Regions from separate parts of the Mus musculus genome. Here region 2 is linked to region 1. A link is a loop called in an ENCODE intact Hi-C map of the cell type or tissue named here. Cell type or tissue: heart. All regions are shown on one strand. Links, peaks and the distances in the headings refer to the core of each region. The heading gives the core; the rest is flanking DNA. Region 1 has its middle 6.5 kb from the start of Wnt2b. Region 2 overlaps St7l (suppression of tumorigenicity 7-like).

Region 1 (2,927 bases), core at 273-2,772:
CTCACCAACTTGCTCATTTCAAATAAATAAATAGATTTCTTCTATTTCCTCCTAATGTCCTCATTATTTTTTAGGCTCCATTCTGGAAATACTATCCCTAGCATATTACAAAAAGAAACAAATAAGGAAATTATTTTCAGCAGGATGTAATGATGCATATCAATAACCCCAGCCTGTGGTGGACTGAGGTGGAAGGGTTGAGAGTTCAAGGCCAGCCTGGATTGCACAGCAAGAACCTGTCTCGAAAATAAATAAATAAATAGATAGATAGATAGATAGATAGATAGATAGATAGATAGATAGATAAATTCCTCGGATGGATTTGTCCGATATTTTTCTCCTGGTTTCTCATGACACTGGGATTACAAAAAGGGGTCCCAGAGGAAGGAATCCTGACCCTATCATTCCCGTGGTTTTGCCTTTTGTCAGAAATGCAGTCGGAGCCACAGCTTCTCAGGTCCACTTCTCTCTGCTAGTGATATACAGGGGAAGCTCCTCCAGGCCTCATAGCTCATTTTATCACTAAAAACATTCCATTCTCTGTATGCACAGCTCACGTCTCCATTCATCTCTGAAGGGCATGTCAGTTGCTCCCCCATCCTGACAGTTATGGAGAGAGTAGCTATCAGCCTCTGTGTGCAGGATTTTATGTGGCCATCCCAGTGAATGGGTGCAATTATTTCGTTACGCGGTAAGAGTATATAGCATTTCCTATGACATCCCTGAGCTGCCTTCCCAACTCACTGGGCCATTTTACCATTTCTCTAGCAACAAATGTGGTCCTGTTGCTCTGTAGCAACAAGAGACTTAAGTGTTATTTTTGTCATTGGGGCAAAAACTATTGCCCTGACTCCAATAATGTTGAGCCTGATGCCCCGGCTAAAGTATTTGTCAGGTTTCTCCCATGGTAAATTCCATTTCCCTTCCCCACACCATAGCTGTGTTGTGTGTGTTAGGAAGATGTCAGAATGTGCAGCGCACACTTAAGGATTAGAATCATACTTCGTGTCGCTGAGTGTGCAGTGTCTACATAAGTTTCTTGGAAGTCTTCCTACATGGGAGACTTGTCCTTTCCCCATTTATTTATTTGTTCAGTTGTTTATTTATATTAGTTCAGACTCGTGGATATTTGTTTTATTCTTTGGATTACTATCAAGAAATGTTTTTATGTTGTTGCTCATGGCCTCCTCGGCTGGCCATCAGGGACTTTATCAGTTGGTCCCTGTGTTTCTGTTACTCCAGTGACCGTGAGTGACAGTAATTCACCTAAACAAAAGAAGCCCTCTGGAGGAACCTCGGTAATATTTGTGTTTCTAAGATCAAAAAGTCTGAGGACGTCCAGGGATTCCTTACCCATGCTGGTTTCAGGTACGTTTGGTTCTAGGCGCTGCGGTCCTGGTGGAATCCCTGAACGTCACACTCTTCCACTCTTGGAAATATCTCCCTTCTCTGTGTCCAGACCTATCTGAAACCCAGGGATCCCCAAAATGAAACTCGGCCCTCTGTCTTTCCAGAAAACGCCACGGCGGGGCGCCCTGCGCACGGGGTGCATTCCAGCCGGCCGCGAGCGTTGCAAAGGACTGGGCGTCTGGGCTCGCTCAGTCGGGTCCCCGCGGAGCCCCGGCCTCGCCCGACCCCGGCGACCTGCCTCACCCCTGGGTCTGCGGCGTCTCTCTGGGCCACGTCCGTGCGTTGTGACGCCTAGAACAGAGGGATGGCGGCGAGAGTGGTCCGCGGGCTCCACTCCCCTGGACGCCCTCCCGCCCTCCGCCGACCATTCCCACAGAGAGCAACCGGGCCTTCCCGGCCCAGACGCCGCCCTTCTCTCGCTTTCCTCGGTCCGGCTTTCTCGGCAGGGCAGACCCTTAGCCAGCGAACTAAAAGCCAGCGATAAACAGCTGCAGCTGGAGACCTGGCTAATTGATACAATAAGTTCTGTAATTGCCTCGAAAATAAGGTAATGATTTGGCAGAGGGAATGCTTTGATCTTATCAGCCCAGAGAGATCTCTCCAAGGAAAATTCAGGGACTTGGTTGGAGGCTTCCAATTTGAAGTGCAATGCCGAGGGCCAGCCTGATCCCCACCCCACCCCTCCCCCACGTTCCCTATGTCCTTCTGCAAGTTCTGGGCTTTTCAAGAAGGGATTGCCAAGTCCTAAAATGACCGAAAAGTACACACAATTAGGCCGTGAGATATGCGTTGAAGAGGGGTAGATTCTGGACTGTTCGGGAACAGGGGAATAGCTGAAATGCATAATCCAGTTCTGGAAAGCCTGCAGAAGAGACTGGAATGGAGGTGGGAGGCAAGCTTGGCTCAAACCTCAGCCTTTTTTTTTTTTTTTTTTTTTAAACACAGGGAGGCTTGCTGACTTGGCCTTTACTCGAAGGAGGGGGTCCAGAGGAGAGAACCTTGTGTGCCCTGCCTTTCCAAGAACACACACACACACACACACACACACACACACACACACACATACACACACACAAATACGCACACACACACACACACACACACACACACACACACACACACACACGGCACTGTGGGTGTCCTTGCCTGGCAGAGGCTCCAGCACAAAGAGGATTAGAGAGATGAGCTAATCTGGTTTGTATCCCAGACATGGCCCCAGAAAGGGACCCTGTCTACACTGATGTTTAAGGGAGTGGAGTAGTGACGAATCTTGCTTTGAGGGCCTTGCTGGCTGACACTAACAGGGACTCTCCCCATTGGCGTCCTTAAGACGCTCGAGTCCAGGCTTCAGGGTCAAATTTAGAAGCAGAGGCAGAGGCCTTGGGCATAACAGGATGGCGTATGCTAAAGGAAGAAGAGATAAAGACAGAGGACGTTCCACAGCAGAAAGTTGCTCTCCATCCTCTCCATCTACTCTAGTCCCAGTGTGGGGAAACTGAGGCCCAACGTGGGGAAGT
Region 2 (2,927 bases), core at 232-2,731, 65 kb after region 1:
GAATCTTTTTCAGTGACTTGGAAAATAATTTTTGTTGAACTGAAGCCATAGCCAGGTAATGAAGAACAAGTCAAAACCAATGAAAATATACTATTTTACTTTGATACAACATCATAGTTATCACATAGTGAAATACATTCAATAGGAAAAAAATCTATATAAATCATCAATATTAGTGAAATACCTCAAAGCAAATCCATAGCCTGAAGAGATTTATATCATCTTCCTGTCGGACATCTAACAGCTTCCAGCTTTAACAAACAGCATAGCTCTAGACCTATAGACATTCTGTTATGTGGAGAGTTGCCAGAAAATAGTTTCTGCGTAAACACTTTTATCCCCTGTCATTTTACTGCTAAGACTCATGGAACTATTTGACAAAGTTGCATAATAAATTTGTAAGGCAAAAGAAAATTGAAATGTATGTATGTACTGAATGACACTCTTCCATTGGTTAACTAAGTTATTACACCCCACAGTTGAAGTCTGAGGGGAAATCCCCCAACGCCCTTTATGCTTGCTCTCTTCCAGCTGAGAGTCAGGAATAGCGAGCACCCACAGCCAGAGAATGAGCTGTGCATGCTTCATCATTTATAAAACCTGGCAAAAACAGCTACAAATTCCAGAGCTCTTCCAGTTCATATGACATCAATATTATTTAAGTGGGATAGCATTCAAGTTGTTAGGGCTTAGCGTTTCTCCCGAACATCTTAATAATCATCTTGATGACACTCAGCTTAAAGCATCTGACTACAAATGACAGTTCACAGCACCATTATACTTAGCTGTATATTCTGACAGAGCAGAACTGGCATCTGCCCTGATATTTGGTCAAGGGGAAACTAATTTCTATCTATAAATAAAAAATTAATGTGTTATATACACACACATACACACAGTCTTATAGAATAGCATTACATCAAATCGAGATGCATTTGCGCACAACAGAAACAATCCCTGGAGTGAAGACACAACCTACACAACAGGAAAAATGTGTGCTAACCACTATCAGACAATCAATTAACATCCAGGATAAAGAACTGTAAAAATTAAACACCAAAAACTTTACAAATAACCCTATCAATAAATGGGCTACTCAAAATACAGTTATGAATTACATTACATAACATATCAATAGTTTCTATTTGGCTACATACTAAATAAAATAGAATTTAAAAATAAATGAACTAATAAACTAAATATGCAGTTTTCAAGAAAGAAATACAAGTAAACAATAAATATTTGCGGAGTATTCAACACCCTTACTCATAAAGGAAAAACAAATTAAATCTGCTTTGAGATTCCGCCTCACCCAAGTCAGAATGGCTACCATTAAAAAGACTTATGACAAAATACATTGGTGAGACTGTAACAGAAGAGGAACTTTCCTTATTCCCTGCTGACAGGATTATATCAGTGACTATGGAAGTCAGTATAGAGATTCCTTAAAAACTGAACAAAGAGGCAGAGGCAGGCGGATTTCTGAGTTCGAGGCCAGCCTAGTCTACAAAGTGAGTTCCAGGAAAGCCAGGGCTACACAGAGAAACCCTGTCTCAAATAACCAAAAAACAAACAAACAAACAACCCAAAGCAAACAAACAAAAACCCTGAATACAGAACTCTTGATATACACCCAAATGACTCTAATCAACAACAGAGACTTGCATATCCACATTAAAACTGCACTATTTCCAACAGACAGGAAAGACAAGCAGCCTAGATATTCATCAATACATGGATAGATAAAAAGGCAGCACATATACACAACAGAATTTATGCAGACATAAAGGAAAAAGAAACTGTGACACATGCAGAAAAAAATAGCGCAACTTATTATGTTAAATAAAATAAGCCAGACCAAAAAGGCAAATATGGCACTTGCCTCATCTATGGCACTAAGTTAAAACATACGAGGCTGGGAAGTCATCTCAGTTGCCATGTAACCATGAGGACCTATGTAAGAGCCCCAGATTCCATGTAAACAAAATGTTCAGGGAGGTAGTAGGCCAGCAAGAGATCCTGTCTCAAAGACAAGATGGATGGATCCTGCGGAACAACACTGGAGGTTGTCATCTGTACTCCACATGGACACGCTGGAGCACATATACTTGTACTCCCCCGACACACACACACAAACATGTATCCTCTCCACAAATATGCATGTATTTATATGTGTGTGTTTTTAAATCATTAAATTAATAGAAGGGATCATAAGAAGGTAGGAAGAATTCTTAAGGGAGGTGGGAAATAGAGAAGGTAATAGAATGATAATGGGAAAGCAGGAAGAACAAACTAGAGAAGAGAAGAGAGCAGAGAATCATTACACACTTGCATGAAGATGTCACCATCAACTCATTACTTTATAGTCAAACCTAAAACTTTTAGAAAATCACCTGTTCAAGTATACAACTCGAAGTTTTTAGTAACTTTATATATAAATCTGCACCTTTAATCACAGAATGTCCCCTCCTGCTAATATAAGCCTATTCCCACCTCATCCTCAGCCTGTGGGCCCACTGATCTGAATGTGTCTACAAGGTCAGCTTATTTGTTTATTTTAGCATTTCACAGAGGTCAGGTCTTTGGCCTCAGGCTTTTTCACTGTCCACTGCTGCTGTCATCAGCGTTCTGTTACAGCTTCACCGCAACTTCCTCACTCTTAATTTTTACAAGTTGTTGACTATTGTGAATAACTGCACATAAAAACTTTGGACAAGCTTTCACTGTTCTCAACCAGATACTTAGGAATAGAATTGATGGGTCCCACAGTAAACCTACATTTAATTACACAACTGTTTCCCAAAAGAAGTGCCATTTTACACCCTTAGAAGCAATGCATGTTGTCTTTACACTTCCCAGTACTCACGAGGAACCACCCAAGTGGGATGAAGTACCACACTGTGGTTTGTGTGTGGAATGCTAAGGAG

Evidence for each region. A loop is a pair of places that touch in the nucleus more often than their neighbours do. Peaks named below come from ENCODE experiments on the same cell type or tissue, not always from the same donor. Only the 100,000 strongest peaks of a DNase experiment are listed, where the experiment ranks them.
Region 2: a loop joins it to region 1, with 2.1 times the contacts of the local background. A loop is called at or near these places in 4 of 42 quality-filtered maps.

The regions. Positions count from the first base shown.
Region 1 is chr3:104,966,775-104,969,701 of GRCm38, reverse strand. No RefSeq gene overlaps it. Among named protein-coding and RNA genes, the nearest start is that of Wnt2b, 6.5 kb to the right of the region's middle. In heart, for the core only: a CTCF peak has its summit at 1,533; a DNase peak (open chromatin) is centred at 1,521; H3K4me3 peaks cover 1,195 bases; H3K27ac peaks cover 1,489 bases.
Region 2 is chr3:104,901,318-104,904,244 of GRCm38, reverse strand. The region is part of intron 11 of St7l (suppression of tumorigenicity 7-like); the gene reads right to left. Among named protein-coding and RNA genes, the nearest start is that of St7l, 38 kb to the right of the region's middle. In heart, for the core only: no CTCF peak of the experiment used is centred there; no DNase peak of the experiment used is centred there.